2 separate regions of the Homo sapiens genome follow, and region 2 is linked to region 1. A link is a contact called in ENCODE Hi-C or POLR2A ChIA-PET data. All regions are on one chromosome and are shown on one strand. Each heading gives the region's core, a stretch centred on a gene start or an enhancer-like site at or near the end of the contact. The rest is flanking DNA. Distances are from core to core; before and after follow the strand shown.

The links. Hi-C counts contacts between places; a loop is a spot of excess contacts on that map. ChIA-PET counts read pairs that join two places held with the same protein, here RNA polymerase II (POLR2A). Pooled maps may share reads with other maps.
Region 2: a map of naive thymus-derived CD4-positive, alpha-beta T cell shows a loop between it and region 1 (10-fold over the local background). The contact joins two enhancer-like sites. A Hi-C loop is called at or near these places in 7 of 168 maps with a recorded cell type or tissue (PC-9, endothelial cell of umbilical vein, gastrocnemius medialis and 2 more) and 13 of 50 pooled maps. POLR2A ChIA-PET finds 5 or more read pairs at or near these places in 3 of 52 experiments (BJ, RWPE1 and activated naive CD8-positive, alpha-beta T cell).

Annotation. Positions count from the first base shown.
Region 1 is chr4:168,513,990-168,519,995 of GRCh38, reverse strand. All of the region lies in intron 2 of PALLD (palladin, cytoskeletal associated protein), which reads right to left. All of the region lies in intron 1 of LOC107986198 (a long non-coding RNA gene), which reads left to right. Among named protein-coding and RNA genes, the nearest start is that of PALLD, 20 kb to the right of the region's middle. Within about 2 kb of position 4,398, at least 5 of the 41 ENCODE cell types and tissues checked have a DNase peak (open chromatin) inside an H3K27ac peak, as active enhancers do.
Region 2 is chr4:168,548,300-168,554,273 of GRCh38, reverse strand. The region is part of intron 2 of PALLD (palladin, cytoskeletal associated protein); the gene reads right to left. The region is part of intron 1 of LOC124900807 (a long non-coding RNA gene); the gene reads left to right. Among named protein-coding and RNA genes, the nearest start is that of PALLD, 54 kb to the right of the region's middle. Within about 2 kb of position 2,878, at least 4 of the 41 ENCODE cell types and tissues checked have a DNase peak (open chromatin) inside an H3K27ac peak, as active enhancers do.

The DNA.
Region 1 (6,006 bases), core at 3,149-5,648:
ATTGGGTGTTCTAGGGAATATTTATTGTCCTCCGCAAAATATAAAGGCTTTTGTTTGTTCAATTCAGTGCAAATACACAGAAAAAAAAAAAGATTTAAAATGAATTAAGAAATAAAAGAATAAGAAAATAGGCAACTATAAAATTAGGTTTTGCTTTCTTATGGATTCTGCCCTAGTGTGCTTGTTCCTATTGTCTAGGTATGTAGATGGGAGGAGAGGCAATTGGGTTGGTGAGATAGTGACAGGAAGCACTTGTTCATTTTCAAATTCCCTCTCACTAGTCCTAACCAGGTCCATAGTGTGTGTGTGTGTGTTTGTGCCTAATGCAGACTTTTTCCTTAAAAACAAGAAGCTCATATACAGATTTTTTAATTGACTGCAGCAAATAAAGTAGACTATACCATAAAAGATCCATGGCACAAGACTGAATACATATAATATTCTACTGAAACACCATAAATTCAAAACAAAAAAAAACATTTTAAAAAGCTCTAAAATATAACTAAAACAACCCTGAAAATTATATGGACAAATGGCTAAAAGCCAACCTATCCGATTCACAGTGCTTAACACCAAGATATTTTCTGGATGGTTTTTATGGGGTAAATCAAAGTATTCATTAGAGACATTGCTGCTGAACTTATTGATACATCATGAGGATAGTAGATTAACATGAAAGTCAGTATTTTTCACTATTAAATATTAAAATGATGTAGTTTATATCTGTGTCTCTACTACCCACCTTAAGATATAAAATACTGCCAACACAGTTGACTCCTCACAAATCACGTGCTTCATCTCAAAGGTTACTGCTGTCTGGAATTGACTGTTCCTCATTCCCACACATTTCTCTGTACTACTACATCCGTAAGCCTGAAATAGTACTATTTTGCAAATGTAACTTCATATGCAAACATCTGTCCATGTAATTTATGTGTAAGTTTTTACAACTTGCTTTTCTTTGGTTGATTTTATGCTTATGAGTTTCATATATCCTGATACATGCAGCTCTAGTTCATTTGTTGTGTGACTATATCACAATTTATCCATTTTCTCTTTGATGAATGTTTAGGTTCTTTCCAGTTTCTTGAGCACATATTTATTGAGCACCTGTTACATGCCAGACACTGTTCTAGGCTCTGAGGACACAAAAGTGAGTAAAACAGATAAAGTCCTTACACCCAAGGATTTTATATTCTAGTGAAGGAAGAAAGACAACTACAAAAATCAAACAGATAAAATGTGCAGTGTATCACATGAGATCTATGGAGAAAAGCAAGAGAGTGGAATAGAGAGTAAGGTAGGCAGGACCTTTCTTTTACATAGAGTAGTTATAGGAGGCCATATTGTAAAGGTGATAGAGATATGGAGGGGATCAAGGATTTAATCCTGCAGATATCTGGGGAGAGAGATTTACAAACAGAGGGAGCAGAAAGTACACAGGCCCCAGACAAGAACAAGCCTGGTGGTGTGATGGAGGTGCAGCCAAGAACCCCACTGTGACTGGGGGAGTGGCAAGAGGTGAAATCAGAGAGATGAAGCCTGATTAGGATGTATAAGAACTATGGATTTTACTCGGACTAAGTGAGAAGCCCCTGGACGGTGTTCGGGCAGTGCTGTGATAGTGATTTCATGAAAAAGAATTACTCTGAGTGCTGTGTAGACTGTGATGAACAATAACGAAAGCAAGGAGATGGGTTGGAAGGTAATGCAAATAACAAAGAGACAGATGATGGTGGCTTGACGTGCAGCCTCATTTATGGAGGTGGGGTGAAGTGGTCAGATCTGGAGACATTAAAGGTGGTGCCAGCTGGATTTGCTGGATGAATTGGACTTGGGGTGTGAGAAAAAGAGGGATCGAGAATGGCTTCAAGGTTTTTTTCCTGAACAGCTGGAAGGAGGGTTGTCTTTTGTTGACATGGAGAAGATTTGGAAAGAGAAGGTTTTTGGAGGAGAGGAGAATCAGTTTAGTTTTCGACAAATTTGATAAGAGTATCAGACATCGATATAGTGGTGTCAAGTAGGCAGTTGTGTATCTATAAAGGCTTAGTGTATGCACATCTTAATTGTGTATCGTAAAACAGTTCTCCAAACTGGTTGTACCTATTTACATTTCATGTTGCAGTCACAACACGTGTATTGTCAGGATTTTTTCATTTTGATGATCTGATGGTATTATCTGGTATCTCATTGCTGACTATATTCTTTAACAACAACGATACTCCTGGGCTAAGCCATCTGGATCTTCACTTTACAAGCACTGAATATTCATAAACTATTGGCTAGTGGTGCTGTTGCTACATTTTCCGAAACCAAATCAGCCAAAAGATGGGAGATACCATATTTTCTTACCCTTAGTAAGAAAAGTAAATTCATGGCTTGTTTTTCTTCCTGTCGTTTTTGAGGAGATGGAAATTTTTACTGACAGAGTTGCATAGATTTGATATGGCTAATCCTCTTGTTTTGGCTTTTGATGATGATCAAAGTCTTGCTGATGTAAACTAATTGGAGGCATTGGACATGCTGTATTTCGATTATAAAAAGAAATAATTGTATTACTTTTAATTATATATAGTAAATAAAACTTTACAGGGCTAACAATGATGACCTAGTAGGTATCTTATGATTAGATATGAGTAATTGTATTTAGACTATTAAAGCACATTACTGGATTCCACTTTTACTACAATAAGTGGGTGTTTAAAAGTTTTTTTTGACATATGTACACATTTACCTTATATTAATAATATAAAGATGTGTTTGGACTACTTGTAGATAAAACAGGAATGCTTTGTTTTATTTGTAGTTATTTTCTGAATAATAACTTTATTTGTAGTAATTTGATTGAGAATAACATAGTTTCTTCCCATGTCCCAGTCCCTGTGTCTTGATCCTGCTTCCTGCTGCCATGTTTTCCTGTGGCGCATTCCCTGTGCGTCAGCCTGGACTTTTCCAATGGCCAATTGCCAAGCTCCTTGGCACCACACTTCACTCACCTCCCACTACAGCTGCCAACTACCCAACACTGAATGTTTCTACACTAACTATACCCACCTTAAAAAATATTTTCTGTTGATTGACCATGATTAACTTAATACAAAAAAAGGGAAGGATACCCATGAAGGGATTTGTTTTCTTTTTCCATAGAGAAAGATACTGGAAATTGCCAGGCTACCATTTTCTTTGAAGATATTTGGAATATGAATTCCAAGCGTAGATTTTTAAAGGTGGCAATTCCACTATCTCCATTTCTGGAGGCTTTCAGTAAGCTATGCATAACTTCTAACTCCACAGTGACAGTGGCTAAGTCTTCTCATTAACAACTGCAGCATGGGATCAAGAATCATAAGAGCTGAGTTATACTCCAGTCTCCATGACTAATGAATGATTTTTGTATTACTAGGCACATCATTTCACAGTTTTTGATCCCAGTCTCCTTACATTTAAATGGTTTAAAACATACAGTTGATAAAATATTTTTAAAGGTATAAATACCTTTAAAATAAATAAATAATACCTTTAAAAATAAATAAATACCTTTAAAAATATAAGGCCTCCTTTTTATAATACCGGAGGTAATTTTGAACTAAAATTCTTCACAAATTTTTTACTAACTCACAAAGTCAAGAGTGGAGAGAACAGGGAAGGTGAGTGATGTCAGGGAACAGGTCTTTATGCTGTTTGGAAGGAGTATATGAGAATATGGGACATTTGAGCATAAGCAGAGAAAAAATGAATTCTGACTTGATTTCATTTAATGTAGTAATTCAAATTGTTAATATAATTTGCATATCATGTGAATACTACCTCAATTGTATATAACGTCCTTTTTTATGCATAGGGTTTTCTTCTATCAGCTCTTCTTTCTCTTGTTGAGATTTTGTTGGATATGCAATAATAAAGGAGGAAAACATATTTTCAGTCCTGTTTGTAGTCATAAGTGGTGTTCACACAGTGTGAGAGGGTGAAGTGACTGCATGTGAAGTACAAATGCCTTGCCTTGAAGTGACTGGCCTGGTTTTACCCTGTTGTTTCTGTTACTTCTTCCCTGAGTGGGGGCTTCTTTATCCACATTTGTAAGGTTCATCATGCCAGCTTTCAAAAGCAAACAATCTCTGTTGTTTAATCTAAGCTCCAGCCAGCTGCTTAGTAGCCCAGGCATGTTAACCTAGCAATTGGTTTCCCTAATCTGGACCCAGTTGAGTCACTAAGATTCTGCTCTGTTCTTTTGTCTTTCTGGAGCTATGGTCCTAACTTTCACTTGCTTAAACTCTTGCAAGGTAAAGGTTTCTCCCCCGTGTTCCAGCTCCTGTATCTTGATCCTACTGTCTGCTGCCATGTTTTCCTGTGACGCATTCCCTATAAGTCAGCCTGGACCTTTCCATTGGCCAACCGCCAAGCTTCTTGGCACCATACCTCACTTACCTCCCAGTACAGCTGCCAACTACCCAACACTGAGGAGCGTCTCTGCTCTCACCAACCAGTGTCTCTTGGGCTTCTGCTTATGGCTTGCTTTAGATTCTCCTGACATCTCCTTGCCTCTCCACACGTCTGTCAACTGCTTCTGTGACCTCAGGAAATGGCCTGCCAATCAATAGGTCTGCCTAAGCTCCAGGTCCTAGGTCCTCTGGACTGACACAGTCTGAGTCAGGTTCTAAAATGCCCCATTGCAGGAAATCTTTAATAAAGGTTTTCTTCCTGATAGAAAATTTCCTTCAAAGATTTTCTCTTATGACTGTCATATGTCTCATGTGGTCAAAAGAGCTCAATGTTCTTAGGCGTCTGGTGCACTTACAAATACATGACAAGGAGGATCAAGATCTTTGGAACAGAAATTTAAAAAATCCAATGAGCATCTATGCTCTCCCTCTCAAACAAAAACAGCCTCCAAACCCAAAAAACTCTATAGGATACAAACATGACCAGCTAACTTTCAACAATGGAACATTTTATGAGACTTAATTATTCTAGAAGGGCATAATTTGTCAAGTTTGGACTTTCATAGACTGCAGAATAAGAGAAAACTAGTTAATAATACTGCAGATACTAACTAAATTAAATTTTAGTTCTGCTACCCCCAAAGAGGCAGAAGTGTGAATTTGATGACCCCTAGAATCACCAAATGGTTAAGTGAATTTTAATACAGTAATTATGGTCTGTTCACCTGAATTAATCCTTCAATGCTAAATGGACTGCTTTCTGTCATTTTTTAAAGGTTGTAGTATACTTCAAGGGTTATTTTGGAAGTAAATGTAGGTGGAACCATATGTAGTTTGAAAACCTGTGGAACTGTTTTGAGTGACATGAGAATGAATGTCTAATGAAAATTATTTATTTGCAAGATTGATAGGTTAAAAAATCTAAATAGAATCTGAAACATTCATTTCTGTCAAAGGTAAAATGTAAGAAACAAATTCTTCATGTATATAAATCTGTATAAATAATCTACATAAATAACATATAAATGCAGAATTTAGAACGACATATTTAATTAAATGAACACATGAAAAAGTTTTTTACTGCCCCCTGCTGTCAGTTTCTTAAAGAATTATAGTAAAATTACTGTAAAGCTGACTCAAAGTGAATTAGTTGAACAAATTGGTCGGGGGAAAAAAATCGCCCACCTGTAATCACACCACTTTTCAGCCAGTAATGCTAATTTTTACTTCATGTGTGTGCACAATGAGGTCAGATTAAGAAACCAACACTAGCAAAGCTTGTGTTAGTGAGCAAAGGATCAGAGATACAGGGAAGTTTGTGATCTGTGAAATGCTATTAGTAAGAAAGTACCAGTGTTTCAATTCAATCTTTAGCCAGTGATGTCTACTTTACCATTTTTTTCCAAATCAAATAATTTTCAGTTAACTTTTTTTTTTTCTTTTTTTGAGACAGAGTCTCGCTCTGTCACCCAGGCTGGAGTGGAGTACAGTGATATGATCTTGGCTCACTGCAACCTCTGCCTCCCAGGTTCAAGTGATTCTTGTGCCTCAGCCTCTTGAGTAGCTG
Region 2 (5,974 bases), core at 1,629-4,128, 36 kb before region 1:
TGTTCTTAATGGAGAGAAAAAAACTCAGAAAAATAAAGCAAGGAACAAGGAATGACCTAATAATAATGGTTTTTCAGGTGGCAAATATTTCATAAACAATGGTGACCAGATGTTTCCTACCCTCATAAAACAGAGCTACCGGGCTTCATGTACAAGCCGAAGGATGTCCGGCATTGAACCAGGGCTTAGTGATAGTTCCCTGTGTGCCAGGCACTGCGCTGGCCTCAGTGGGGGCTGGACAGACATGGTCTCTGCTGCCACGGACCTTGGACTCAGGGAAAGATGTGGTAAATGAACAGTTTTTAAAATCGCCGTTGTCACAAATATCAGAAGTTTCCTTCCAGAATGTAGAATTCCCTGATTCAGCAAATAAAAATAACATGATGCCCCTACCCTACCCAGAAGCCCTCTCCATTGAATGGTAGTAGGAGGGAGAGGAGAAAGAACATTCCAGTAAGAGGAAAAATGCATATTCCAAGGCACTCAGGTAGGGAAGCAGCTTGGTGCTTATCAGAATCTAAGTTAGACATAAGGAAAAACAGTCCAAAAAAACAAAGCAAGGCCAACAACAACAACAACAACAACAAAAATGGGTAAACATATCTGCATGTCTAATGATACATTTTTGAAGTACAGATTAAGAATCATTATACACAAACGTTCAGTCTAATTCACCCCAGCCTTCTTTTTCTGACAGCAATACCACAGGTTCCTTTGTAGGCAGACAGAGTTATCTTTCTTTAGTGCCAACCCAAGCACAGGAATATTCTCTCCAGTAACTTAATTTTTCTGAATCCACTGATTGCAAATATGTCACTTACTAGTTTAAACATTTTACGTTAAAAAATTTTCAATTGTAGCACTTGCATTAATGACTCTTATAAATGAATTACCTTATCTTGGACTTAGACTCTGTTTGCTTTAACTTCACCCATCTCTACCTTTTGCAGACTTTTACCAGAGCCATTACAACATTATAAGGCTTTTTTTCCCCAGACTTGCCCTCCTCACAGTCGTTTTGAGTCCCTTCATGGCTGTGGTTCCTTCTCTTACATATGGGGACAGTAAAGAATAGGTTTTCAATTAGATGGGTTTCAAATCCAAACTCCTCACTTACTGGCTAAGTAAGCTTGGGTGACTTACCTAATATCTCTGAGACTCAGTTTTCACATCTTTAAAATGGGCCAATGACACTAGAGATTTATCTTATAGGGTTGTTGGGTTATAGGTTTGTAGGGTTATAGGTTGTTGGATGTTGCCCAGCATATGAAGTATTAGCACAATGCTTAACACATATTGTCTGGGCGTGGTGGCACCCGCCTGTACTCCCAGCAGTTTGGGAGGCCAAGGCAAGCAGATTACCTGAGGTCAGGAGTTCGAGATCAGCCTGTCCAATATGGTGAAACCCTGTCTCTATTAAAAATTAAAAAATTAGCCGGTCATGGTGGCACGCGCCTGTAGTCTCAGCTACTCAGGAGGCTGAGGCAGGACAATCGCATGAGCCCGGGAGGCAGAGGTTGCAGTGAGCTGAGATCATGCCACTGCACTCCAGCCTGGCCGACAGAGTGAGACTCTGTCTCAAAAACAAAACAAAACAAAACAAAAACAAACAAGAAAACCCCCCAAAAAACCCACATATTAAATACATAGGAATATATAACAATTTTAAAATTTCACTTCAGATTTCCACAGCTTTCTTCCTGTATAGGGGGTTATGGCTTTGTACTGGGTAGGATAATATTTGCCATTGTGTTTCCAAACAGGAAAAGTTAGCTAATGAACTGGGTTGATGTTGCTGGCAGGTTAGTGTTTAGAGCCTGTGTTGCCAGTAAGTGGTATAAGAAAGCTCATGGATTCCAGGGATTCATTTTCCTGCAGCACTGGACTTCCTTAAAAATATCACTTCATACTTCCCCACATTTAAATATACCTGCTTGTTTCTCACCAACTCAAAAAACCAAATGAATCCAACTTCCCAGGTTCCTGCCCTCCCCTCACCCCACGTTGGCTTTGGGTCCCTTCATGAGTGTGATTCCTTCCTCTCTCACATTGGGGGCAGTAAAGGATAGGCTCTTATTTAGATTGATGTCAAATACAAACTCCTCACTTACTGGCTGAGTCAACTTGGGTGACTTAAACTAACATCTCTGAGACTCAGTTTTCACATCTTTAAATTGGGCCAATGACACTAGAGATTTACCTTATAGGGTAAATCTCAAAGATTTTACCTAATGTATTTAATGTATACATCTCAAAGGTTTACCCTTGTGGAGTAGTACCTCAAAACCAAAGACTCACGGGAGCTTCCTCTATCTTCCTTCCCAATTTGACTTGGTATGTCATGACTTGGAAAAACTTGGTGTCATCTGAAAATTGGAAATGTCATCGTGAATTTTCTCTTCCAAATCACACTATAATATCAGAGTCAGATGTTTCCAGCACTGATCATAAGCCAACACGAGTGTTTAATTTTACTTCATTTAGTGGAGAGTTGTCCTTGGTTTGCTACCTCCAAGCCAGTTCACTAGCCATGGACAAGCTGCTCTAAATACATGATTCACATTGCCTGTTTTGTTTTTTTTTTAATTTAAAAAAACAAGTTATAAAATGTTAAAAAAAAATGAAACATCATTTTTATTCTAAACTATTGTCAAGGGCCTTTGAAAGTCTTAATATATGTACCCCCAGGTTTGTTTTTATCCACATTGATATCTCCTTTACAAAGAGTAGGTAACAAATTAGTCCTCATGGTTACTATATTTTGAAATTTTGTTTTATTTCCTTTAATAACTAATGCACCAAGCACTCAGGAATTCTACCATTTACACAATAAAAGAATTGTGACTCCCAAGTTTGTGGTTATGAAGTATACTCCTGGAATCCTTATGTATAAAATCCTGATAAACTGTCATTGCCAGTTCTTAAGCAAGTTATAAAATGTGGCTAGCAGCTTCCTTATTTTGCCCTAGAGTTTCCTCAGATTGCTGAAATAATAGGCAAAAGACCTGAGCAAACAATTCACGAAAGAGAAAATAAAAACATTTGAAAATATAATTCATATTCAAAAATGCACATAAAAATAGATTTATTTTTTATTCATCAAATTAAGAGAAATTGAAAAAAACAGACTACCCAATTCAGGCAAGAATACAATGATTTTGGCTTTCTGTGATTTGTAATAAGTCTTTCAGGGGTATAAAAATTATAATGTAACAAGGGTATACACTACAGTGCATAGATAACTCTAAACTTTGTCACTGGATTTATAAAATGTGAAAATTCTTGAAGCAACTGCAAACTTTGTAGAAGCTACGTAAGTGTTGGCAAATTCTCCATTAATTCAAATTATGCAAATTAGCACTAGTAACAAGAGAGTTAGAAACTGTTTTTCCAAAAATAATGACAAGTAGTAAAACATTACAGTTCAATGAAAGAACATGGATTGGGGGCAGAGTATCAAACTGAAAAGCAAAACTAAATTAGTAATTGAGGGATTCATAACATATGTCTCTAAAGAGACAAAACGAAATACTGACCCCCTATAAGTGAGACTAATTTGCTTGTATAGCAAAAATTTGATCTTGAGTGCCCAGCTTGATTAGCAAAGTTCCCAAAGAGGGCGCCCCCATAGTGAGTGAGGAATGTAACTACAGAAGTTTAGGTGGGCACTGGGCACGGGGAGACTCTCCCAGTGGCTCTTTAGAAGCTCATAAATATCTCTAGCTTGAAGTCCAGATTAGTTATAGAGGCTTACTGTGTTTTGTCATTTTGCCAAAAATGCCCCTTTTGCTTCGGTTCCACATTTGGCTTTCCCTGTGAGTCTTGCAGGGTTTTATTCTATTTTATCCCAGAGGAACAGAGAACTAGAATAACTCAAATACTTGTAGGCCTGGGGGAGCTCCATGACTTGAATATGGTAATTCTCTGCTTTGGATGGTATGATTGAAGCACTTACCATTTTTCTTTGTTTTCGTTTTCTGTTTTGATAAAAAAAAATGTAGTTTTGCACTGACTCAGACAAAGTAAAGTCATCCCTTTTAACTTAGGATTAGCCCTGAGGAACTCTTCTCTCCTTTTTATTAAGTGTGCTTTAGTTCCAATCCCTCCACAATCCCAGGCCCACAGTTATCCTAAGTATTTGCTGATACAGGGGAAATGGCACTGAGCATTGAGAGAGATGAACCTGGCATTAATTTCCTAATGTGTTGTATTCACTATGGCTAATGGAGAAATTACTCAGATTTATTTTCTATTTGTAAAATGATTACTCAAAGATGTTGGGAGGAATAAATGAGACAACATGGATGAAAGTGTAAATAATATAATTCTACATAAATGAATTATTGTCAGAACCATCATAAACTTCTTCATTTTGGGGATAGAATTTCATTGCCTTTTGCTAAATGCTACTATAGAAAATAAGGTATTAAAAAACCTCTTGGTTTTCTGAGGGTTAAAGATTTGTTTCTTCAATTCTAACTCTCATTTTTTTTTTGTGGTTCTTGTTCCTTGAACTATTGCCCATGAATGTCTAATGGCTGGTTAACTTTTCTAAAATTAAATAGCCCTTTGATGGATATCTTTGTTTCTCATCTCTCACCAGAATATTAAAATAAATTATAGGCTCTAGCTTCCCTCTAAATAGGATACTTTAAAAAAGATAATTGGGTGAAGTATTAATAAGAGGGAGGGAATGTACTGGGTTAAAAATGTCAAGATCCTTCAGTACTAGATGTTTGAAAAATCCGTAGAAATAAAGGATGGAAAAAATAAATTAATTGAGTAGTTGATTTTAATGCTATCTTGTTTACTTGACATTATATCAAATGAGTGAGCATTTAAATATATAAACTGTTAAGACCGTGTCTTGAGGCTGTACAAACACATATACAGAGACATCTGACTTTAAAAAATTGTTTTGAACACCCACCGAGATGAACATCTGTTTTGCATTCACTGCCCTTATGCTTTTGGTTTAGACGCTGCAATACTAATTTTTTTTTTTTTTGAGAAGTGTGACATTGCAATCAATTGACAATTTTAATTATTTCAATGATATCTTTGTAAAAAAAGAAAATTCATCACTCAAAAAGCAGACCACATGGAAATTTAAATATTTATAGAGAGTAAGTGATTTAAATTGTCAGATGGTGGCTTAAATCATCAGATGGTGTTTTTCTGAGATAATTATATTTTCCTCAAGATTTAATAGCAACTTTCTTTTTTAATTTTTTTTTCTTTCTTTCTTTTTTAGAGATAGGGTCTTGCTCTGTCACCCAGGCTGGATTGCAGTGGCACAGTCATGGCTCACTATAATCTCACTACAACAACCTCCTGGGCCCAAGCAAACCTCCTGCCTTGGCCTCCCAAAATATTGTGATTACAAGTATGAGCCACTGTACCCAGTCTGCAACTTTCATATTATTTACCACGCTCCTCAAATTTGTATTTAAATCGTTAATTTCAAGAATAAAATCATTTACGGTAATAATTTTAAAGCAACCTTTCAAAGGAAACATGTAAGATAGTTTTAAAAATAAGACTTGTATATCCTTATTATCCTTTATTATATCATAGGATGCTCTTCCCCAGAGCTTTGAACTTCAACTCTCCTTACTTTGTCTCTCCTACAATGGTTCTCACCTAGGACTTGCATTAGATTTCCCTGATAATGCCCAGGCCCCACACCAGACCATTTCGCCAGACTCTCTCATCTCTCATATCAGTATTTTATTAGCCTCTTCTGAGATTCAGCCTTGGGGAATCTCTTTAGATTTAACTAGTCATTGGGAAGAACTTTGTCTTCAAAATCATCTCAAATCATTGCTTCTTTTCTTTGTGTACACCAGAAAACAAAGAAGTGTAAAGATAATTTAGGAGTAATATGATCTGCTGAGAGTATTAGTGTTTCCCTGTTTTTTTTTTTTTCCTGAGTTAGAAGGAAATGATCTCTTTTCCTTTTTTCATCTGAAAA